5 separate regions of the Homo sapiens genome follow, and all the other regions are linked to region 5. A link is a loop called in an ENCODE intact Hi-C map of the cell type or tissue named here. Cell type or tissue: endothelial cell of umbilical vein. All regions are shown on one strand.

Region 1 (5,000 bases), 370 kb before region 5:
AGAATAGAAAAACACATATATGGTCAATTTGGGGGGTCAAAAGTGGGGGAAAATAGTCTTTTCAACACATGGTGCTAAAGAAATTGGAAATCTGTGTAAGAAAATAATCTGCCTCTTACTTTACATCAGTCAAAAAGGATCATACACCTAAATGTATAAGACAAAACAATAAAAACTCAGAATAAAACATAGGAGAATATCTTCATGATCTTGGGGTAGTTGCGGTTTCTTAAAGTGGACACAAAAGCACTAATCATTTAAAAATATGATAAATTAAACCTGACCAAAATTACAACTGCTGTTCATCAAAATACATCATTAAGAAAGCAAACAGACAAGCCAGACTAAGAGAAGATATTTGCAATACATATATTTGACAGAAGATGCATATCTAGAATATATAAACTCCTATAAATCAATAATAAAGAGACAACTAAATTAACAACATAAGTAAAAGATTTGAAAAAGTATTTCACAAAAGGGTAATCCAATTAGCAGTAAGCATATGAAAAGGTGCTGAACATCATTGCTCATGAAGGAAATGCAAATTAAAACTAAACTGAGATATCATTACACATCCACCAGAAGGACTAGAATTAAAAAAGACTCCCAGTATCAAGTGTCAGGGAGAATGTGGATCAACTGACTTAGAAGTTGTGTGGGAGTGAAAATTGATTTAGCCACTTTGAAAAACTGCTTCTTGTGTCCAGTAAGGTTAAATGTGCATGGCCCAGCAATTCCACTACTGCATGTATACTGAGGGAACTGGGTGCTTAGGTCCACCAAAAGGCACAAACACGAATGTTCATAGCAACTTTACTCATAATATACAACACCTGAAAACATCCAAATGTCCAACAGAACGGATAAATAAATTGATATATTATTGGTAATTTAGATACACATACAATAGATGACACTTAGAAACAACAAAAAAGTCAAACCTCTAGTATGTGTAACAACCCAGAGGAATCTCAAAGGCATTATATTGAGCCAAAGAAGCTACAGATACAGTAGTACATACTGTACTGTATAATACAATTTATAAGAGGTTCAAGAACAGGCAAAATAACCTAACCTATGGTGATAGAAGATTGGCAGTACCTATGAAAGCTGAATATCCTCACATGCTATGACCAAGCAAATCAATGCATAGGTATATACCCAACAAAAATTTTGCATATGTGTACCAAAAAAACACACAAGGAAGTTCAGAATAGCATTACTTATAATAGCCCCAAGCTGAAATAAACCCAATTCTCTATTAGTATAAAAATAAATAAATGCATTTTGGTATAGTTACATAAGCCAGCTGTACGGACTACTATATAGCAATGAAAATGAATGTGAATCATAGTTATGACTCATAAACAAAATGAATGACTTTCACAAACATAACATTGGGCAAAATAAGTTAGATACGAAAGACTGTATATTATGTGATTCTGTTTATATGTAGGTCAAAATTAAGCAAATCTAAACTATAGTGTTTAAGAATGAGTGTTTGGGTGGTAAAGTATTTTTTTTAAAGCAAGGAAATGATTACTATAAAAACAGAACAGTGCTCACTCTTAGGGAAGGAGGCCTAAGATAGGATTAGGGGAGCTAGCAGAATTCTATTTCATCTGGGTGGTGGTCAAACGGATGTATGTTTTTGATAAATCAGTGGGTTATATATTTTTATGTGTACTTTTCTGTACATAATATTTCACAACAAAAGCTTTAAAAGAAGAGCATACTATAGACATCTTTTTATGCCAAAAAATAGAAAGTCTTCAGAAAGAAAATAAATTAACAAGCTATCGATCTTGAAATCTGCAAAAACGTTGAACACCAAATGTACTTTGAAGGCTTCAGCATTTGTTCGGTTGCTAGAGGTACAAATACATTCACTCCCCTTGAAATCTAACCTTCTCGTGTTTTAAGTAAATTCAAAGTGTATTTGGCTTTGCAAAACCAAAATCCAACATAGAATTAAGCTCCAAGTGAGCAGGGAGCAGGCCCAATTTTGTCCATCACTATTACTGTTGCCTAGGACACAACAGAGGCTCAATAAATATAAGTTGCAAGAACAAACGGAATGAAACAGGTAGGGAAGAGCTAATCTGCTGCATGTGATAATGTTAAAAGGCTGCCTTCACTATGAGCAGGACTGCATCTTTTGCATGCGGGTGCCCATAGTTAGGGTGCCTGGGCGCTGGGTGGGAGGGATATGGCTGAGGTCAACCTCGTTTGGGGGTTAGGTGGGCCTCTGTATAGGTGGTCTCAGGAGCAGCGGGTGGTGCTAAGGAGAAGGCGGCCACTAGGGGGCGGTGTCTGAAGGCGCCTAGCTAACGGTTCTCAGAAGCCGCCACATCTAATAGAGTACATGCTTTCAAAGCCTTCCGGCTTTGTTGGTAATGTCCCTCTAGTAAGCTCCAAGACAGTAGTAGAATTTTCTTGGAAGGTACAGCTTGGTATTCGCTGTGCTGTGAAGCTGCAGTTCATTCTTTGGGTACAGTAAACACAGCATGGAGAAGCTGTTTCCAGAGGAGAAGAGGTCCCCAGTGGAGAGGACCAGGGCAATTGTATAGATTCAGAGTGACATCCAACAACTAAGCAAATCTGTATGACATGTTAGCCTTCCCTGAGGCCTCCCAGCAATATCTGAGGATGGGAACGAGTCAAAGCCTGGCCTTCCTGCTTCCCAAACTGGGGATGCTAAGGGAGAACATCATTATTTGAATAATAAAGGGCATGACGACCCCAGAAGGCTGGGGACCTGGGGGATATTTGGGCTTCACAGGTGGCACAAGGTAAAAAGAAAGAGAAAATTCCAGACAGACACACAACATGCATTCGGGAAAAGCGCGTCTGTGCAGTGCTTGGTGTTTCATTTTTAAAGCCCCACTTTGCATAAATTGGCAGAGGCAGAGAAGGACCTGAATTAGGAATTCTTATTTTAAGAAAAGAGGCTGCACCCAATGCTTCTCATTCCCTGATTTCCCTAGAGTAACAAAAACTCCCAACCACAAAAGCTTGCTTTTCTTTGCACAGTGACTGGCAAGAAGAAAGCGAGGGAGGGCAGGCAGCTGCAAGCTGCTACCACCTGCCCCTGCATCCACTGCTCACCTCCCGCCAGCTCCTGCCCTCCGGAGCCCACCCCTGTGTTCTGATGGGTGGTTTGCTGAGAGCCCAGAGTGGGCGAATGTCTGAGGAGGGGGCTGCTCTGGGCCTGGAGGGAAGCCTAGCCCTGTGTAAGCCTCTATGAGAGGGATCTAGCCGACTGTTGCTTCTGCAGGGAGATGGAGAATGAGACAGAAGAGGAAGAGAAGCCAAGAGAGGAGTAAGATGTGTGGGGGTGGGGGGCAAAAGACAGAGAGGCAAGGAATAGAAGTGCAGGCTTCTAAGAGAGAGAGGGAAAGACAGACAGATGCACAGAGAGAAAGAGAGAAAGGAGGAAAGACAGAGTCCACAGGAAGAAGAGGGATGCAAAGAGAGAATGGAAGGAGAGGCAGGTAAGTGGCCAGCCCGAAACAGCAGGGTGGTAACTTCTAAGCCCGTGGGCTGAGCAGCGGCTTGTGTGGGATGTAGACCCTTTGACTCACAACCACCCACACAAAGGCCTCAATTATTTTCAAAACCTGATATCCATCTGAGCATTATTGCAACAAAGTGGGTCAGCTCTAAAAGGAGGAGAAGTGGGAGTAGGGGCTCAAGTCTTCTATTATCAGATTGGCCTGTGCTGGGTGTCGGGGGAAGGTGCTGGTTTGGAGTGTGGGGGCCTGGTGTTTATTTGCATCCCGCTGTGAAAAGCCATCCCCTGAATTCAACATCAAATAAGATAATCTTGGCACCATCCAGCATAGCATTGCTGCCTGGCACCATGCAACACCCAAGAGTGCGATGCCCCAAATCTCTGTTCCAGGATGAACCTGCTCAGGTGTGATACAGAGTTGGAAGAGGGGCTGAAAAGCAAGGGACAGGAGGGCATGTGAATTCAGGCTGCCTCAGCTAGAGCCTAGCGTGGGGCAAGTGAACCACGGTGGGGGGAGAGGAAGGAGAGCAGCATGCTCCCCTGGCCAGCGCTGCCTCACCTGCCATGCAATCAGGTCCTTGAGGTGGGTCAGCTTGTCCTGGTCCTCAGGGTGGTCCCTGACATACTCTTCAGTGAAGAAGGCCTGGGGAGGACAGATAGGAGGTCAGGGTTTCCTGTTCATGTGGCATTTCACAGCCAATCTCTTTGGCACTGGGAGAAGATTCAATTTGAAAGGGGCAAGGATGAGGTCACAGGCATGTGGATGGAACAAGAGTAACAGGTCTGGAGAGACTGACATTGTTTTATCTGCTTTGAGGCTCAGATCAGCACCCAGTGGGAATGGGCTGCAAACTCTGGGGAAGCTGTTCTCAAAGTCAGGTTCCTGAGCCAGTAGCAGCAACAGTACTTTGGAACTTGTTAGAGATGCAAAGTCTCTAGCCCCAGCCCAGACAGCCTGAATCAGAAACTCTGGGGGTGGGGTGAGGACCCGTGTGTCAGGAAGCACTGTAGGGGATTCTGATGCTCCTTTCAAGTTTGAGAACATTGCTCTGTGGAAAATAATTCAGTAAGGAATCTCACTGGTGGGTGTTCCAGCTCACCTCATGGCCTCCCTCATTGCAAGTGACCCTGGCAGCCCCTTTCTGGGGCTCATGTCCTTAGTGTGTGCTCATGTATAAACAGACATATCCCATCACTGCTCAAGGCTGAGCAAAGGGTTACCAATGATGACTGCATGGGTATCTGAGGGTAGTTGGAAGGATTGATTAGGTGACTGGAATTATTGTCCCCAAATTATACTACTGTGTGGTATTCTTAGTTTTACATCAATGGATAACATAGGAAAGATAATAGGGAATTCATCAAAAGATTTGTTAGAATGAGGAGTTCATTTTTCCTTCAGTGTCTGCTAGGTGAAAACCAAGTAAGAACTTTCTACTCTATTTCAATGCCAAGAACAGCTACGTATCCTTACTGAGAAATG
Region 2 (5,000 bases), 510 kb before region 5:
CAATTGGATACAGAAAATATAGTATATTTTTCCAATGGAATACTATTTTGCCATAAAAAAGAATGAAATCATTGCAACAAAATGGATGGAAGTGGAGGTTATTACGTTAAGTGAAATAAGCCAGGCACAAAAAGACAAATATCGCATGTTCTCACTCATATGTAAGAGCTTAAAAAGCTGATCTCAGGGCGGTACAGAATAGAAAAACGGTTATCAGAGAACTATCCCGGGAAGGATTTGGGTGTAAGTCGGGGGTTGGTTACTGGGTAGAAACATACAGTTAGATAGAAGGAATAAGCTATAACATTTGACAGTAGAGTAGGGTGACTATAGTTAACAGCAATGTATTGCACGCTTGAAAGTAGCTGGAAGAGAGGACTTGGATTGTTCCCAACACATAGAAATGATAAATGCTTGTGGTGACAGATATCCTAGACACTCTGGTTTGATCACTGCACATTCTATGCATGTAACAAAATATCACATATCCCATGTCAATATGTACAAATATTATGCATCCATTTTTGAAAAGCAGAGTTTGTGCTCCCCACAGCTCGTTTATGAAATGCTGCTCCAAGGTTAAAGTTCCATATTCTTAGCTTTGCTTGATTGCCCCCAACTACTGCCCAGCTTCACTTTCCTCCCCATGTCTCCTTTGCACAACGTCCCCGCTCCCAACGGCTCCCTGACTTGAACATTCATGCCTGCTACCTCTTCTACTGGGCAGCTCTTCCATCCTTTCTCTGTTTAGAGAGAAAGTGCTCCTTGGTGCTCCCCAGCCTTCTAGGGCAGCTCAAATGCAACTTGCTCGGCCAGGTCCTCCAAACACACCCTCATCTGACTTAAGGCACTGCTTGCACTCCTGTAGCACCCTGCTATACCTTTGTTCTCAGCACTTGGGCCCAATCTGAGAGGTTGCTGGGAGTCCCACTGTCGAATGCTGGACCCCCTTATCCTCCTGATTATAGGCTTCATGAAGACAGGTGTCATTATACTATCTTGGGCATTACCATCTCCCTGGTTTCCATATCTAACTCATAGTACATGCTCAACAAACATGTTTTAGGCTCCTTTGATGACTGAGGAAATGAATAAATGACAAAACCCAAAATCAGCAACTGTTTTAGTGAATTACCTGACTGCCTCTATATCGAGTTGCTTATTTCATCTTCTTGACCCCTCTGGGGCCTCAATAAACCTTTTTTTTTCAATAATTTCTTCCAATATATCTTCTCAAAAAGTGTGGCTTTGCTATCAAGGAGAGCTGAGTTTAAATTCCAGTTGCTCTACCAACCAGCTGTGTCACCTTAGGCAAGTCATTTGAACCCTCTGAGCCTTAGTTTTTCTCACCTGTAAGATGGATATATAAAAACGTACCTCCCAGGATTGTTGGAGAATGAGATGAAATTGCCCAATTATAAACACCAGGCATAGTGCCACAGACTAGATGTCTAATCAACATTAGTTTTTTTCTCCTCTTGTTCTCCCTCCTTTCTCTGTTATGACTTTACAAAGACAAAGGCAATGCCTCATTCATCCTTGTGCCTCTAGAGCCTGATATGCAGCAGGTGCTCAGTACAAGTGTGTTGTGTGAGTAAATATTACCTTATTCAATAAAAGTAATTGTGCCAAGGGATCAATGTTTCCAGTTTCTTAATCCATAAAATGGATATGATAATTTTTATTGTTGAGAGATTTGAATAAAATAATGCATATAAGTGCTTGGCACAATACCTGGTTTGCTAATTGCTAATTGTTATTATCAGTAATAATGATAATGTATCAGATGGTATCCCCAAATTCTAAACACCAATTTCATTTCAAATAAATTGAACAAACAAAACAATGAACAGTGGCCAGGGTGGACTTCTTTCCAGAGGTATAGTGAAGGGGTGTCAATCCAATCTTGACACAGCTCAGATAATATATAAAGCAAATCTGTATGTAGTCAGGAGTGACAGCAGGGGATGCTGTTTCCTTAATAAAGAGGCAGCCAACTTGCAGCAGCTCCCAGCAGCTCTGATGCAGCATTTGAGAGCTCAGTTCACTTGGAAGCTAAAAGGGCAATAAGTTTCTTGTGGCAGGAACTGTGTAAGTACTGAACAGAAATCTATTGACTGACACTCCACAGTTTGGAACCCTGAATATTCTTTTTGTCTTTGGCTGGTTTTTGGACTGTGGGCTAGTCACTTGCGCTCTCTTGCATTACCAGCATAAAGGGAAGTCGTCCATATTTATGGATGAAAGGAGAGAAGCAAAGAAATAGAACCCTAATATCTCAAGGGACCCTTTGACTGCATTTGAATTCGGCTTCTCTCACCAAGCTGTACTGAGGGGGAGGGAGGAAGGAGAGGAGGAGGAGTGCTGAGGCTGCTTCGGGCTGTCTTTTTCTAATTCCTCTGCCCACAGGTGCATTAAAAAATGCACAGTAGTCATTCAGGAGCAGGTTGTTCAGTTTCCATGTAGTTGAGCGGTTTTGAGTGAGTTTCTTAATCCTGAGTTCTAGTTTGATTGCACTGTGGTCTGAGAGACAGTTTGTTATAATTTCTGTTCTTTTACATTTGCTGAGGAGAGCTTTACTTCCAACTATGTGGTCAATTTTGGAATAGGTGTGGTGTGGTACTGAAAAAAATGTATATTCTGTGGATTTGGGGTGGAGAGTTCTGTAGATGTCTATTAGGTCCGCTTGGTGCAGAGCTGAGTTCAATTCCTGGGTATCCTTGTTAACTTTCTGTCTCGTTGATCTGTCTAATGTTGACAGCGGGGTGTTAAAGTCTCCCATTATTATTGTGTGAATGGGCAAAAACTGGAAGCATTCCCTTTGAAAACTGGCACAAGACAGGGATGCCCTCTCTCACCACTCCTATTCAACATAGTGTTGGAAGTTCTGGCCAGGGCAATTAGGCAGGAGAAGGAAATAAAGGGTATTCAATTAGGGAAAGAGGAAGTCAAATTGTCCCTGTTTGCAGACGACATGATTGTATATCTAGAAAGCCCCATTGTCTCAGCCCAAAATCTCCTTAAGCTGATAAGCAACTTCAGCAAAGTCTCAGGATACAAAATCAATGTACAAAAATCACAAGCATTCTTATACACCAATAACAGACAAACAGAGAGCCAAATCATGAGTGAACTCCCATTCACAATTGCTTCAAAGAGAATAAAATACCTAGGAATCCAACTTACAAGGGATGTGAAGGACCTCTTCAAGGAGAACTGCAAACCACTGCTCAATGAAATAAAAGAGGATACAAAGAAATGGAAGAACATTCCATGCTCATGGGTAGGAAGAATCAATATCGTGAAAATGGCCATACTGCCCAAGGTAATTTATAGATTCAATGCCATCCCCATCAAGCTACCAATGACTTTCTTCACAGAATTGGAAAAAACTACTTTAAAGTTCATATGGAACCAAAAAAGAGCCCACATCACCAAGTCAATCCTAAGCCAAAAGAACAAAGCTGGAGGCATCACGCTACCTGACTTCAAACTATACTATAAGGCTACAGTAACCAAAACAGCATGGTACTGGTACCAAAACAGAGATATAGATCAATGGAACAGAACAGAGCCCTCAGAAATAACGCCGCATATCTACAACTATCTGATCTTTGACAAACCTGAGAAAAACAAGCAATGGGGAAAGGATTCCCTATTTAATAAATGGTGCTGGGAAAACTGGCTAGCCATATGTAGAAAGCTGAAACTGGATACCTTCCTTACACCTTAAACAAAAATTAATTCAAGATGGATTAAAGACTTAAATGTTAGACCTAAAACCATAAAAACCCTAGAAGAAAACCTAGGCATCACCATTCAGGACACAGGCATGAGCAAGGACTTCATGTCTAAAACACCAAAAGCAATGGCAACAAAAGTCAGAATTGACAAATGGGATCTAATTAAACTAAAGAGCTTCTGCACAGCAAAAGACACTACCATCAGAGTGAACAGGCAACCTACAAAATGGGAGAACATTTTCACAACCTACTCATCTGACAAAGGGCTAATATCCAGAATCTACAATGAACTCAAACAAATTTACAAGAAAAAAACAACCCCATCCAAAAGTGGGCAAAGGATATGAACAGACACTTCTCAAAAGAAGACATTTATGCAGCCAAAAAACACATGAAAAAATGCTCACCATCACTGGCCATCAGAGAAATGCAAATCAAAACCACAATGACATACCATCTCATAGCAGTTAGAATGGCAATCCTTAAAAAGTCAGGAAACAACAGGTGCTGGAGAGGATATGGAGAAATAGGAATACTTTTACACTGTTGGCGGGACTGTAAACTAGTTCAACCATTGTGGAAGTCAGTGTGGCGATTCCTCAGAGATCTAGAACTAGAAATACCATTTGACACAGCCATCCCATTACTGGACACATACCCAAAGGACTATAAATCATGCTGCTATAAAGACACATGCACATGTATGTTTGTTGCGGCACTGTTCACAATAGCAAAGACTTGGAACCAATCCAAATGTCCAACAACGATAGACTGGATTAAAAAAATGTGGCACATATACACCATGGAATACTATGCAGCCATAAAATATGATGAGTTCATGTCCTTTGTAGGGACATGGATGAAATTGGAAATCATCATTCTCAGTAAACTATCGCAAGGACAAAAAACCAAACACCGCATGTTCTCACTCATAGGTGGGAATTGAACAATGAGAACGCATGGACACAGGAAGGGGAACATCACACTCTGGGGACTGTTGTGGGGTGGGGGGAGGGGGGAGGGATAGCATTAGGAGATATACCTAATGCTAAATGATGAGTTAATGGGTGCAGCACACCAGCATGGCACATGTATACACATGTAACTTACCTGCACATGGTGCACATATACCCTAAAACTTAAAGTATAATAAAAAAAATAGCAGTTGATCTTCCTGTGGAAATTGTTTTCCAATCTGTATGAATTGAATGGCTCAACTAAATAAATGAAGAAAAATGAAAAAAAAATTCACAAAGA
Region 3 (5,000 bases), 720 kb before region 5:
ATACAGCACCCGGCTCCCCATCTGGCCTGTGGAGGGGAGGGGGTGAGGCAGTGAATTCATCCAAAAATTCCACACAGAATAAAGCCAGACGCACCCCCGCATCTAACAGAATTAATAAACCATCTGAAGAGCCCATTTGAGAATGAAAAAGTTCACCGATTCATAAAATTTTTCCAATATGCTGTGAGCTGCAGGTAGCCAAGCTGGGGATCCTCGAGGCTGGCTTTTAATCTTTGCTCTTCTGGGCCAAGTGGGGTTTTTGGTTTTGTTTTGAAACAACTTAGACATCATGGGAGATGCTAAGAAGATCCTCTAAAGACAATATGACTTATTTGAAATTCCACCAGAATTTTCATGTATTATATCTCCAAATTCAGGATATGGGTTCCCTTGGGGAGACAAATGGAGAGAGGTACACAAGGGGGTTTTATTGTGTTGGTGATGTTTTATTTCTTACACTAGGTGGTGGTGCATGGATATCTTGTATTAGTCTTTTTATCTGTTTGTGTGTCTTAAATAGTGTATAATAGGAATTGAAAAAAAAAAAACAAGAAAGAAAAAGAAATTCACTGGGTATTAGAGTCAAAAGACCAAAAATCCAATCTTGGCTCTGCCACTATCTTTGTGAAATTTGGACTTGCCTCTTAGCTTTTCAGTTTCCCTATCTATAAAAAGTCAGGACTAGAGCAGTGAGGGTTCTGTGAGGTTTTTGTTTGTTTTTAAGAGCCAGTCACTGAAGTTCGTTTGTTTGAGACAGGGTTGTGCTCTGTCGTCCAGGCTGGAGTGGAGTGGTGTGAACATAGCTCACTGCAGCTTCCACCTCCTGGGCTCAAGCAGTCCTCCCACCTCAACCTCCTGAGCAGCTGGGACTACAGGCACATGCCACCATGCTCAGCTGAGTTTTGGATTTTTGGTAGAGGTAGGGTTTCGTCATGTTGCCCAGGCTAGACTCTAAGTCCTGGACTCAAGCAATCCGCCTGCCCCAGGATAACAGGTGTTCACAGTTAAATTTAAGTCTGGGAAATGCTGCATACTCTTTGTCCTTTGGGAAAATCATAAAATGTTAAAGGTACTGAGAAGTCTTGTGGCAAAGAAGTCTGTTTTGTTATATATCTATTAATATCATGAGGTACTAACATTCTGTAAAATAATCTCTGGGACCTGTTATTCTGTATTATGTCAAAGACCCCTTTAGATTCTAGGTTCTTTAAGGCAACAATTTTTGCCTATTAACGGGGCAATCTTTAACCATCCCTGAAACAGATAAACCAGACACTCCAGCCAATCACTTTCCTCTAGGTTAGCCAGCTGAGCACCTTTCCTTCCTGTTCCAAGTCCCGGCTTCTTGCCCCTGGGCTCATGCTGGCCCCCTCACTGCTGAGTAATTCTTCCTGAGCCAGTCACTGAAGTCCTTGGGTATCTATCTTTCTTTTCTTCTTGTCTCCCCATTCTAGAAGCATAAATTGTCCAGACTGTCTCTTGCTCAGTATGAGACGATAAAGTTGAAGACCTGAGAAGCAGTGTGACAGAGACATAGTCACGCAGCTGTGGGTGGCAGAGTTGAGACCAGAACCAAGTTCCTTTCTCATTGCCCTCAAATGCTTGGTTTTACATCCAGTTTACATTCTGCCCGGTGCATGTACATCCTTGATGCTGTTTTCTTGCTGTTTGTCTATGATGGTTTTGCATGTCTCTCCTGGGAAGACTGTATTCTCCTTCAAGGCACAAGTCACATCTGTGTTTATATAAATTCTAACACTATTCTGAGGACAGCATGGTGCTGAAAACACTCTCAATGCCAAGTTATTGAATGTCCCAGTGGATTCTTCTCCCTGCCAAGTCATCTCAGCTCCAAACACTGCTTCCTGGAGAGATGCAGACACATCATTTTATTCACACAAAGTTGTGTTTAAAACTCCCCTTCAAATGTGGGAGTGATTCAGAAGTCCAGAATAACATTGACCCTAATCAAGTGTTCTTAATTAATTATTCACATTGGAAAAATACGTCTTGGTTCACTGAAACTCTGGAATAACCACACCTACCCAATTTGAGTGAGGAAGACACAACTTGGCAGATGCTATGGTCTCAATGTTTCTATCCTCTCCCAAATTCATATATTGAAATCTAATCATGAAGATGATGGTGTTGGGAGGTGGGGACTTTGGGAAATGATTAGTTCATGAGGCTGGAACCATGGCAAATAGGTCTAGTGCCCTTAGAAAAGAGGCTGCAGAGAGCTGCCTTGTCCCTACCCCTCGGTGAAGACACAGCAAGAAGACGCCATCAGTGAACCAGAAAGCAGGCTCCCACCAGACACCAACTCTTAATCATGGATTTCCCAGCCTTCAGAAATGTGAGAAATACATTTCTATGGTATATAAGGCCAGCTTATGATATTTTGTTATAGCAGCCATAATGGGCCAAGACAGAAGAAAGGTTTTTACTGTGAATTAAAAGAGAGACCACATGATTTCTGGGGAGAAGCCCTTCACACAACCACATGGCGAAACTGGGTGTGAAAGAAACTCCTGCTTTTTAAAGAGCTGCTTTAAATATGCCTTCTGAAAAAGAGTTACCATTTTCTGCTAAATCCTTTTGCAACCAGGAAACAAGAGTGCACCACGGCCAAGGTTTGCCGACATCATAAGTGACTTGAGTTTGCTCCATGGCTGTACATCTTCTCTGGGGACATCCTCAGCAACAACACCCCCTCCAACCCCAAGCTCTTTCCGGGGAGCTGATCCTGAGGCCCACTGTGCTATTGTCCCTGATGCTGATACTTTCCTTCGAGGTGGTTTTTCAAGCAAGGAACATCTGTCCACCAGATGGCAGTGTACCAACAACCCAATCAAATGGCTCCTGCTCAGATCAGGGCTAGACCTCGCTGTCCGGCTGGCAGACCCCAGCCATACGTGGCTATTGAGTCCTTAGAGTGTGAGTAATCTGAATTGAGATATGCTGTAAGGTTAAAATACCCACTGACTTCGAAGACTGAATACAAAGAAGTGGGGTTGGGGGGGAGAAGAAGAAGACGCAGTATTTCATGAATGACTATTTCCTATTGATTACATTTTGAATACTATTTTGAATATACAGTTGACCCTGAACGATGTGGGAGTTAGGAGTGCCAACCACCATGCCGTCAAAATCCTGTGTATAACCTTTGATTCCCCAGAAACTTAACTCCTAATAGCCTGCTGTTGACTGGAAGACTTACCCATAACATAGACAGTTGATTAACACATATTTTATATGTTACATGCATTATACGCTGTATTCTTTTTATTTTTTTTTTTTTTGAGTTGGAGTTTCGCTCTTGTTGCCCAGGCTGGAGTGCAATGGTGCGATTTTGGCTCACTGCAAACTCGGCCTCCCAGGTTCAAGTGATTCTCCTGCCTCAGCTTCCTGAGTAGCTGGGAATATGCTGTATTCTTACAGTAAATGAGGCTAGAGAAAAGAAAATGTTATTACGAGAAATCATAAAGAAGAGAACATATATTTGCTATTTATTAAGTGAAAGTGGATCATCAAAAAGATCATCATCCTCTTTGTTTTCATGTAGAGTGGGCTGAGGAGGAGGCGGAAGAGGAGGGGCTGGCCCTGCTGTCTCAGGGGTGGCAGAGACTGAACAAAAGCCATGTGTAAGCGGACCCACACAGTTCAAACCTGTGTTGTTCAAGCCTCAACTGTATTGGGTTAAATAAAATATCATATTAAAATGGATTTTACCTGGTTCCTTTTTCTTTTCAATGTGGCTATGAAAAAATGTAATGTTACATATGTGGTCTCATTGTGTTTCCGTTGGCCAGAGAAGAGAAACAGTGGGCGGGGAAGGGTCGCACTGGGAAGCTGGGTAGAGCCAGCGGTCACAGTCCCATGCAAAGTGAAAAGAGCATGGCCTTTGGTAAATGACCACCTGGGCTTGAACTGCAGCTCTGTCATTTATTTTGGACTTGTGACTTAATCACTTTAAGTGTTGGTTTCCCCAGCTGTCAGGGGGCATAAACATGCTGCCTTCTCCCATGGATACTGTGAGGGTCAGATGTAGGACAGCCACAAATCATGGCCTGCTCAGGCCTGCGTCCCAATGCAATTATTAACAGCACCTTCTTCAGTTGCAGAATTTTGTCAGTTAAAGCAATGAATTATACAGTTTCCCTGGTGAAATGAGATCACGTATATTAAGCACTTGGTACATCGTAAGTGCACAATTTTATGTCTAAAATGATCATACGACTCAGAGATGGAAGATGGTGACTTTCTCTTCTATAATTTCACATAATTTCTGACTCCAAGCTCCATTTCTGGTTGAAGCAGAAAACTCAGCCTAGTCATTTTCAGATAAATTTGGTTATTTTAGAATTATATTCAAATCCAGAGTTCTATCTTCTTCCTTCTTCCATGGGTAGAGTCTAGACTGGGGGAGTGGTGGCTTATGCAGGTCACAGCATTGGACCGGGAGGGAATATTTGGTGTTTACTTGACTTCCCTTGGCTTCCTTCCTCCACCTCTCTGATTACTTCCTCCCCTGCTGATGGCATCGGGGTCCTGCTGTGGTCCACAGCTCCTCCTCTGCTGTGGAACCCCCAAACCTCACTGGGGTCTTGGCCTCTGCAGCCTCCTAAGGACTGGCCATGTTTTTCCATTTCAGAGGTCAGCACTGGACACTGACTCTGTCTGTCCCCTCTATCTCAGCTCACTTCTTCCATTCACCTGGACAACGACGTTTACACGTTAGGAAGATCTGTTAAATTCACTAACCACGTAGACTTTGCACCTGTTCTGTCCCTTGTTTTTTGCTAAGTTCATGGGATACAGAGACATATAAGAAAGGTTACTGCCCTCAAAGAAAATATCGTCTTAGCGAGGACACTCACTCAAATGGCACGTGAAAAATGATAGCTTCCAGAAAAGAAATGTAAATAGAGGGCTATATGACTGGGGAGGATGAACTGGTTACTTGAGGGCAAGAAAGCCAGGGTTGAGGAACTTGTATG
Region 4 (5,000 bases), 480 kb before region 5:
TAATAGGCCCTGGACTGGACACAGAGGCTGTAAAAATAATTCAGAGACACTTGAGTTCTTTGTGGCCAAGAAGAAAAGACAATAGTTTAATATTTACTAAAGAGAAATCCAAGAATGTCAGGACATCCATAACTTAACCATCTAATTTAACTCCCTCATTTTACTGAAGGGCAGATGGAGGTCTAGAGAGGTGATCTGACCTGCCCAGGTGACAGGTGGCTGGCCACAAAGCCAGAGCTGTTACCCAGGGCTCCTGACTTCCAGGTTAGAGCTTTTCACTGCTGCAGTGCCTAACTCCAGGGACAGAGACTGGGGGACTGTTGCCAGAACAAGGAAATGGAGAAGTAGGAACAAGGCTAATTCCAAGTCATCTGCCTCCATATTCAGAGTTCAGAGTAAAGAAAAACAGAGTTCCAGGAAACCGTCGGTGGAGACCATTTCATAACCACACTTTTAAAATAGCAAAATACCATGTTCTTTTCCTGTGACCTCCTGCAGACTCAAGGACAAATTTCAGAACAGCCATTTAGTGAGATTCTGGTTCCTTACTCCCGATCCTTGGACACCCTCACTTATTAAGACCCTAAGAGATCCTCACTCATTAAGACCCAAGTACTTCTGAGCAGAAATTCCCATTTTGGAATTTTCCCATTTTTATTCCCAGTGGCACAAAGGACTTCATTTACTATTTTGCCCCAAACACCCTTTGTTTTGAAAGTGTAATCATTAAGTTGTCTTTATTCATCAGTCACAAATTGTTTTTCTCCATTTTATCTTAAAGACAAATAGAAACTTTGGATCAGTGTGAGATGGTCAGGGAATTGATGGTTCTAATGATAGCGGCCCTTGACTGAGCCCCAACCACCTGTCAGGTGTTCTGCTGAGAAAGCACGTGACTGCACTTAGCTCATTTGACCTTCCCAACAACCCTTGGAGGTTAGTACCATTATCCTCATTCCACAAATGTAGGGACCAATGTTGAGAGAAGGCCATCTCAATAGGAAGTTGCAGGGCTGGGGCATCTGAGCCACTGAGCTATACTATACAATTTTCTTAGTCTCTGCAACTTGTTGAGGCCAAAAGAGCACTTGCAGACACATTTGGAACCTAGGGCCCTTGACTGCCTCTGAGCATCCTGAAAGAGTAGGCCTCCTCTGAGAAGCTGAGGGGGCTTAGTTGCTGTAGAGGATGAAGGTAAGATTCAGGTGGATCTCAGCCATTCTGGGAGCACTTGGCCAGGGCCCACTGGGCCCCATAACATTGTGCACAGTGACTGCTCACTAAACCAGGACCCAAGCATCCCACAAGTGGGAAGGGTGGGTTGCACGACACATGAGGCAAGATAGATGGGTTTGCATGCCAGGCAGACACCCATCTGGTCTGAACCCCAGATTCTTTTACTGAAGAGCTATGTGATCTTGGGCAAGGGTTTTCATCCTTCAAGCCTTGGCTTTCTCACCTGTCCAATGGGATCAGTACAACCTACCTCAGTGTTACTTCAGAGGATTCAATGACAGCCGACACTGTCCGATGCTTGGAAGACAGCAGGTGCATAATAATTGAGAGCTGCCATCCTTGCTACTTTCCAGGTGGTGCTCCAAGAGCCCCCTTGACTCCACACCTGAAATATTCTATGTCTGCCTCACCCAGAGTCTGTACTGCACTGAGACTAAGCTGCGACTTTAGACATCTCTTGCACCAGCATCCAGGGCCAGAGCAGCCCTCTGGGCATCACTGTTCCCCACCTCACAATCTGGGTAGTAGCTTGCCTCCTCATGCAAAGACTTGGGGCTCTGCTGTCCAGGACAGTGGTGCTGGACAGTGACCTGGAGACGCTGACAAGCAAATCAGCTGAAGGCAACAGAGAACAGAGAAAATATGGAAGAGAAGCATGGGAGAGAGATGTGGGGAGTAATCTGAACTCCGGGAGGCAGGACGCTGTGGTCAGTGAGGGACAGGGGTCTGGTGTCCTACAGACCTGGGTTGAAAGTCTGGCTGTCCTCTGCATTAATGTGTCTCTCTGGACAAGTCACCAGCTCTCTCTGAGTTTCAGTGCTCTCATGTGTAAAATGAGGATACTAATAGTTCCTCCTTCAGAAGTTTGTTTTTCGGGAAGATTTAATGAGATAATGTATGCAAAGCACAGTACCTGGCTCATAGGACGTGCTCAGTATGACAGCCATGATCATCACAATGATGATTATCTCCTACTAGTCCAGTGATCAGTCAGTTTTCTCAAAGGCTGTGTGTGGGCGGTATCATCATGCTTCCCATTTTACAGATAGGGAGGCCAAGGGGAGGGGCAGAGCCACTCGAATAGGTAGATCCTTTCGCTTGCACGTGCTGCCACCCAAGTGGGTTCTAGCTGGGCTCTGGGTGCTTGTTGGCCAGAGGTGCCATGTGCAGGAGCAGAGCCATTCCCAGCCTTTTGATCCCCTTCCCTCTGGGACTGTCCCACACTGAGAAGAAAAGCTGCAGGAGCTGACCTCTAGGGGGCAGCATGAGCTCTGGAAACTCCAGGCTGGCTGCAGGGACTGGGCTGAGCCGGCTTCAGGCGGGAAAGCAGGTGCATCCAAAAGGTGATCCAGGGAGCCTGGGTAGGGGCTGGCTGGCTGGGTCCCAGGCTGCTTGTGCTAGGAGCTGAGGCCAGGGCTGGGCTTTGAAAGAGAAGGAACCAGAGGGGCACTGAATTAGGATGCTTGGTCCCCTGCCTTGCAACCCTCTCTCCCCACTATTTCTGTTCGGCGAATAGAGGCTGAACATGGCCAGGCAACATGGGGGATTGAGTGGGACGCATTCCCAGACCTTCAGGGAGTGAGGGAGCCTGGTGCAGCCTGGGAAGTGGCAGGGTGGGGTGTCATGCTAGATGGCATCTGGCTGAAAGAGTATTTCCCAAGCCACTAAGGGCCACGCAGAGCCCAGGACAGGTCTTAGGCCTGCACTTGGGCCCCTCTGGCCTCTGCTCACCTTGGGGCCCACTGAGTGCCCTGTTTCTAGGCCCTTCCCAAGTCCCTGAGTCAGAATTGCTGTCTTTTTGACCAGAAGTCCAGAGGATTTCTGTACAGGTTCCTATCTAATAACTGTGCTGATGACAAAAAAACCTGATAGAAGGGCCAGGAGGGAATATTGGGACTATGTATTGATCAATCCTTGCTAGGCCCTGGGCTAAGTGCTCCACAGATATTGCTCTCTGCATTTTCCCCTTCCTGACAGTCCTTCACCTGCTCCTTATGACGATGGAATGCACTGGCTCAGAGAGGTGAAGTAACATGTACAAGGGCACACAGCTGCCAGACCTGAGGCAGATCAGAACCCAGGGCCATCTGGTTCTAAAGCTTGGGAGCTTTCACTCCCAAGTAACTGGGTATGGGGCTGGAGAGGGCAGCAAGGCTGGCACCTGGCCCACAGCCTAGGAAAGAAGCTCGGATACCCCTGGCCTTCAAGAGTGGTGCCTGTCACAGACCCTGCCCCTTGCATCCTGGCATTTGTTGAACACTGAAACCCGTAAAACTTAAAAAAAAAAAAAAAAACAAAACAAAACAAAACAAAAAAACCCCAAACAACAACAACAAAAAACTGGTTAGACAGAAGAGCTAAGCCTTCTGTTTTCCCCTCCACCCTGGCCTCTTCCAGAGATGGCTCAGCCCCCCTGTTCAGACCAGAGTCCACATGGCTCTTGTACCTTGAACATTTTGGCAGGAAAGGGGCTGAGAGTGGGAGGAGAAGGGCTGGGTTTGAGGATCCCTGGTAATTCTGTTTCAGACTCCTTCAGCCTGTCAGATGCTGGGCCTTCCAGTTCTGCTTCCCTTTGCCCTTGGATTTTCAACCGTAGTCTCCTTATTGGTAAAATGGGTCTCCTGCTTCTGGCTGCAATTTGCAAGGACTCTGTGAAATCATGTGGGAGAAAGGAGCTCCGGGAACCCGAATGTGCGGTATGAACATCAGTAATTACTTGGGACAACTGCTGAGTGCGTCTGGCTTTCAGAAATTGTGATCAGTTCAGGGCAATTCTCTGCACTGTCTCTGGATCCTGCTAGTCAAATTAGGCTCAATTAGTCTATTTAAATGATCCCTGTGCACGCTCTCTCTCTCTCTCTCTCCCCCCCACGCACCCCATTGTGTCTCCCCATCCTATTACCTCTCTAATCTGTCTCACTTCTTCACTATTCAAATTAGTGATTTGAATGACTAGAAGCCAGCAGTTTCTTCCCAGGCCCCGTGGACCAGAACTTGTTGAATTTTCAATCAATAGAGGCCCCTCCTTCGGGCCTCTATTGATTGAGAAAAGCCAAAGTTCTCACCGCCTTTTGTCCAGTGCTTTCACCACCTGAGATTTCAGCCGGTTCATGCAGCTTGTCTACAAGGCATCAGTGTGCTCTCCAGCTTGCAGAGAGAGGAGAGAAGGAAAGAAGCCTTATGAGCTTCCCTCAGAGTTGCAGACAAGCAAATTGTTTCTTTTGGTTAAAGGTGCCATTTAGCCAGAATGTTGATGGATTAGTAACAGGGAGAAAAAAAGACAGCACCATTAATAACACTGACCATTCCTGAGGAGGGGTGGCCCTCCAGTGCTATCTACTTGCCCTGACACCAGACACCTCTCATTTTTAAAACTGCTCTGGTCTTCCCACACAAGATATCATCAGCATATGGCTCAACCCACAGCAGCAGCTGTGAGATGGCGATGGCTTTTCAGTTCCATGGAGTCAGGCTGAGCTCTCAGAATCCCCCAATTTGGGCAAGCGCTTTCCTCTCTCTGAGCCTATATTTCCACTGTATCTGTACAATGGGCACTTCCCATCCCTGTTCCCTAAATTTCAGGGTTAATGGAGGATTTGAAGAGATAATCCTTAGAGGCAGGGTGCTTGGCACTCAGTAGATGTGTGGTCCTCCACCCTCCTGACAAACCTCCAGGCTCCCTAGAATGTTGTTGCATTGTAGGCAACAAGTCTCTGACTCCTCAAATAAGGGTACAAATGGTACTGACATTTTCACTTGAAATG
Region 5 (5,000 bases):
ATAGAGAAAGAAAAGCCTCCCACAGGCTTCCTAAGCAATTTTCAATAGTCAGTCAACTGAACTCCCCCAGAATTTCCCTAATAGAGGAAACCACAAATCATCACCATGCCCCACAGTTCCCTTTCCATGTCAGCCCCCAGAATACCTGCTTACCTACTCATCTTGGATAAGTGCATCTGCTCAGCCTGCTCGGTAGTGACTTGAAAGGGTGACAAAAGTGGAAGAAAGAGTGGCTCAGACAGGAGATAAGATGGCTGCTTGCCTGTTAACTGTGTCTTTTAATTTGTCCTTTGGCAACATGGAAGGTAAGCGTATCAATGTTTCAAAAATGAAGCTGAGGTTAAAAAGTTCTCTACCAGGGAAGTTGGATAAAAGTAACTTCAAAGCAATGGTCTCTACATTTGGGAATTGCAATTTCCCTTTCAGATAAAAACCCTCCGCTCCTTTATGTTCCTTTGAGTCAAGTATTTCTCACTTATTTTATTTTTTGGAAAAAGTTTCAGACTGCAACAAAAGGAGGATGCGTTCAATGCTTAGATTTTGTTCAAATAGATACTAATTAACATGACCAGTCTTTATGAACAAAAAGGCAATTGTGAGGATTTCTTTACATTTAAAAAACGATTATGAATCTTCCCAAATTTGCCAGCAGTGGTTATTAGCCTCATTTTTTAAAATGAGAAATAAATTGGAGAATTTTGCTACATGTACGGGCATTGTAGTGAAGTGTCTCAGAGGGCCTGGAACCAGTCAAACCCCATCTCTGACATATGCTAACATTATGGCTTTGGGCGAGTTACTGTAAGTGACACGGGTTTTGTTTCCCTATCTGTAAAATGGGGCATAATAAAGGAAATGTGTCATACTATCACACAGCCTGACACATGGTAATTCCCCTGTGAATGTTAGTTATTCTTGGGTACAAAGTATCAGTCTGATCTCCAGGCCCCAAGGACAAAAATGATGCCTCTTCCATCTTCACATCCCCTCTCTGATGAACACACCCGCCCTGCTTGGCTATTTGATCACTCACAGTGGCCTAAGAGGAATATTCGCCCATGCTAAAATTTCTCCTGAGAGCTGATTTTCTTTTCAGCTAACTACTCTGTCAGGAGGAACTGAGAAACAAAACCCTCCTACACACTGGACACAGCACTGACAACCTTAAAGAAAATACAAGCAAATAAATATAAACACACATGACAAATATTGGACAGGACATATGCTGTATAAATATAGCAATGCGCTTTGCATTCCTGAATACACCCTGCTAGCTCTCTGGAGACCAATTTACGAATAAGGCTTTCCACCAGCATTTCTGGCTGAGCGCTGGGGAGTTAGATTAAGTGTTGAGAATGCCTGCTTTAAGCACATCCTGAGCCTCCACACCAGCCCAAGGCACTGTATTGATCCTCTTTCTTACCATGGACTTTGCCTGAATAAACCAGCTCAGGTTTCAGTGAGAACATTTTAACTGCAGAAAGCTAACCTATAAGCTGAGACCAAGCAAAAGTAAATAAATAAATAAATACATACATACATACATACATACATACAAGAAGAAGTTGTGAAAGGAAAGGAACAGACATTGAAAAACTGCTTTGGTGTAAGGAAATATCACAAGGTCTTATTATGGAACACTGCACTAACCAAGCTCAAAAGGTGTTGAACACATTATTCAACACCATCCCAAAGGCACCTGGCATTTAGACAACAGAATCAGGGAGAGGAAAAGTACGTCTTTACAAGCAGAGGCCCCCAAGGCGGACCCTGTCACCCAGAGCAGCAGTGAGTCCCTTACAGGCAGCGTTTTGCCATCCTCCGCGCACACACACATGATGACTTCCACATTCCTCTGTGTGGTCTTGTTGTACTTGTCAAAGTCACCTTGTAAGAGAGTAATGTAGATGTCGTTCCTGACATCCCCTGAGGCAGAGGGAGAGAGAGACAAGAGTTAGTGTGGATTACAGCAGGAGAGACGCTGACTAACTAGAGGGGATGGAGGGTGAGAAGAAGCTCTCCCACCTGGATTGGTATTAATTAAAATCAGAATTGCTTAGAGAAAGCATTTTTCCCTCATCAGGGAGGCTGGAGAAGTAGGTAACACGGGGATGAAGGGATGCTAGGAAATCAGTTGCAAAAAGGGAAGTAGGGACACTCAAAATTGGCCATGTTTTTCTCGACATTAAAAGTCATTTAATTTTCATCCTCTAGTGACACCTTCTGGGAAGGCAAAGGAAAGCTCCAATTGAATTGATCCTGTCCCATGAAAACAACCAAACATATACATCTGCCGATATTTCACTGTGTAGGAGCAGAATAGAGCAACTTTCCATGTGTCCTAGGGACACAGGGTTAGGAGGGAGCTGCAGAGGATCTTCAGGAAGGGAGGTAAGAAAAATAGAAAATCTGCCAGACACAGGTAGCTCATGCCTGTAATCCCAGCACTTTGGGAGGCCAAAGCGGGCAGATCGCCTGAGCTCAGGAGTTCAAAACCAGCCTGGGAAACATGGCAAAACCCTGTCTGTATCAAAAAATACAAAAAAATTAGCCGAGTGTGGTGGCACATGCCTGTGGTCCCAACTGCTCAGGAGGCTGAGGTAGGAGGATTGCTTGAGCCTGGGAGGCAGAGGCTGCAGTGAGCTGAGGTCAAACCACTGTACTCTGCACTCCAGCCTAAGTAACAGAGCTAAACCCCATCTCAAAAAAACAAAAAGAAAAAAAAAAAGGAATAGAAAATCCTACAAGGGGTTACACAAGTAACTGAAGTCTCAGGTAAAGCATGGACAAATAAATGACAGCACAGGCCCTAGGAGACAACCGCCAGACAAATGTGGAAAGAAACAGCCAGTCAGTGAGAGCCATCGTGAACGGAAGTCCAAGACACAGGTTTAAGACACAAAGAGAAGTTTCAAAAGAGTATTACCATTGTCAAAAGACAAAATTACAACAAATTTAGTTTGAAGACCTCACTTGGCTCTATTGCAATTCTAGAATCGGGCAATGCTTCATTCCATAAAATAGAATCAGTATTCCAAAGAGCTGAGCAGAAGAGGTTGGCTTTATAGACAGAGAAGGCCTGAAGGAAGTAGAAGCAAGACAGAGTGAATTGGTTATTTCAAAGTTATAGCCCTCATAAGGCTGAAACAGGGAAACAGAAAAATAGAAAAGTGACTGATTGTTAACATCAGGTTACTTCAGGAACTTCATTATCATGCCCATTGAAAATTGAAAATGGCCTGTCTGGAAAATAGGCTGTTTCTCTTTCTTTCTTTCTTTCTTTCTCTCCTTCTTTTTCTTGTCTTTTCTTTCGTTCCTTCCTTTCTTTCTCTCTCTCTCTCTCTCCCTGCCCCCGCCCGCCGCCCTCTCTCCCCTCTCCGAATTTCTTGCAAGATCAGATAACAGTTTAGTTTAGGTTTGATGACATGACCCTTTAGCATAGCTGACTCCATTTTGATTTTCAGTCTGGTTTGTTGGGGGCTGGTGCAGGAACTTAGTCCAAAACAATGCCCTCCTATAATTTTTGTTTAATATTATATAAACTCATTTTTTAAAATTATACACACATTTGGAAATGTAGTGGCTACTTCTGGAGACAAAGATATAAAGGAACTTTTAACATTTCACTTTATACCTTTTCAGGCCATTTGAATATTTTACAATGAACACAAATTCCTTTGGTAATATAAAAAAAAAAAGCTTAAAAATATAAGAGAATGACAATATTCTCCCAGAAAGAGTGCAACTGTTCTGCATGTATAAAATATAAATGATGGCCACAATAAATTATTAAGTGATAAAAACAAGTTGTAGAATACTATATAAAGTATATTAAGTAAAGGAATATAAAATATGACCCCATTTGTGGGGAGAAGGGGTATGTGTTTATATTTACATGCTTGTGTCTATTTTGTTAATGCATAGAAGTTTTTGGATATACAGACATCATTTTTAGTTGTTACCTTCAGGGACAGAAATGGAGAGAGGCAGTAAAAAAGGAAGGAGTTGACTCTTTAGAAGGAAAATGAATTAGACAAGCTGAATTGGCCCCTATGTCCCCAGGGGAAGGTCAGAGCAGCTGTGTCTCACCTGGCATGATGATCTCTGGGAATCCCAGCTTCCTGGCCACCACGGTGGTCCTGTCCACCAGGTGTGGATAGTCCTTGCGAATCTGAATGATGTCACCCACCAGCATCTTCATGGTCACCCAGAGGCCTGCAAAGGAACAGCTCACCGTGAAGAGCCCACTTTTGCAAGTGACCCCTCAGTCGGCCCTCCCGCCACCTCTCCCCTCTGTCTTTCTGGAGATCACTGGGAACAGAGTCATACAGCCACAGATGCAGCCACCCAGCCCACAGGGCCTCTGGAACAGGCGATCTCTGGGTCTGAATCCCGCTAATGATTTCTAGCGGTGTCAGCCTCTGGCAAATTATCCCACTTCTCTAAGCCCAAAGTGAGGATGACAACACCTATCTCTCAGGCCTGGATTAAGAAAGAAATCAAACAAGGTAACTTATTAAAGTGCCCCCGGAACACCGGAGATATTCAGGATGTATCAATTCCTCTCTGCTTTTGGGCACCAGGACATGCCTCCAATTTTCTTCAGAAAATGTGACTTATCCCTGTAGATCATATGTTCCCATTCTTCCCAGTGGTCTGTCTGGAAGGAAAGCTAAGTATCCCAGGGTTCAGGATTTTGATTCATTTGCTGAAGAGTTAGGGGCTCCCAAGCTGGAGCAGGCTCAGCCCACTGGCATATTGGCACTTTACCTTGCCCTCCACTGTCCCCCTTGGAGGCTATGACTTTGCCCAGCAGGCTGTGTAGGAAGTCATTCTCAGCTGTAACCCTGGAAAGGAAAAGAGAGCATGAAATGTCCACATCGTGTCCTCCTTGCGTTTCAAGGGGTCCCATGAATCTCCCCAGCCCCTCCACACGCCTCAGGTGAAAAGTGAGTTTGCATATGTCAGCCCAGGGTATATACATGCCATCAAGAGGTACC

Evidence for each region. Hi-C counts contacts between places; a loop is a spot of excess contacts. Peaks named below come from ENCODE experiments on the same cell type or tissue, not always from the same donor. Only the 100,000 strongest peaks of a DNase experiment are listed, where the experiment ranks them.
Region 1: it touches region 5 in a loop (10-fold over the local background); 41 of 110 quality-filtered maps call a loop at or near these places.
Region 2: a loop joins it to region 5, with 7 times the contacts of the local background. A loop is called at or near these places in 10 of 110 quality-filtered maps.
Region 3: it touches region 5 in a loop (3-fold over the local background); 4 of 110 quality-filtered maps call a loop at or near these places.
Region 4: it touches region 5 in a loop (15-fold over the local background); 16 of 110 quality-filtered maps call a loop at or near these places.

What each region holds. Positions count from the first base shown.
Region 1 is chr5:170,068,297-170,073,296 of GRCh38, reverse strand. It overlaps DOCK2 (dedicator of cytokinesis 2), which reads right to left. Exons shown (of 52, transcript NM_004946.3): 46 at 4,077-4,160. Among named protein-coding and RNA genes, the nearest start is that of FOXI1, 35 kb to the left of the region's middle. In endothelial cell of umbilical vein, CTCF peaks have their summits at 2,105 and 2,308 (motif pointing right); a DNase peak (open chromatin) is centred at 2,316.
Region 2 is chr5:170,213,421-170,218,420 of GRCh38, reverse strand. No RefSeq gene overlaps it. Among named protein-coding and RNA genes, the nearest start is that of LINC01187, 17 kb to the right of the region's middle. RefSeq lists a silencer at 1,882-2,176. In endothelial cell of umbilical vein, a CTCF peak has its summit at 1,961; a DNase peak (open chromatin) is centred at 1,980.
Region 3 is chr5:170,418,836-170,423,835 of GRCh38, reverse strand. KCNIP1-OT1 (KCNIP1 overlapping transcript 1) reads right to left here. Exons shown (of 3, transcript NR_109899.1): 2 at 3,221-3,450; 3 at 992-1,865. It also overlaps a transcript of KCNIP1 not described here. Among named protein-coding and RNA genes, the nearest start is that of KCNIP1-OT1, 32 kb to the right of the region's middle. In endothelial cell of umbilical vein, a CTCF peak has its summit at 2,829 (motif pointing right); a DNase peak (open chromatin) is centred at 2,835.
Region 4 is chr5:170,181,741-170,186,740 of GRCh38, reverse strand. No RefSeq gene overlaps it. Among named protein-coding and RNA genes, the nearest start is that of LINC01187, 15 kb to the left of the region's middle. In endothelial cell of umbilical vein, a CTCF peak has its summit at 2,480 (motif pointing right); a DNase peak (open chromatin) is centred at 2,490.
Region 5 is chr5:169,699,229-169,704,228 of GRCh38, reverse strand. DOCK2 (dedicator of cytokinesis 2) reads right to left here. Exons shown (of 52, transcript NM_004946.3): 12 at 4,771-4,847; 13 at 4,090-4,215; 14 at 1,802-1,926. Among named protein-coding and RNA genes, the nearest start is that of DOCK2, 64 kb to the right of the region's middle. RefSeq lists enhancers at 797-1,206, 1,267-1,316. In endothelial cell of umbilical vein, a CTCF peak has its summit at 2,226 (motif pointing left); a DNase peak (open chromatin) is centred at 2,188; H3K27ac peaks cover 527 bases.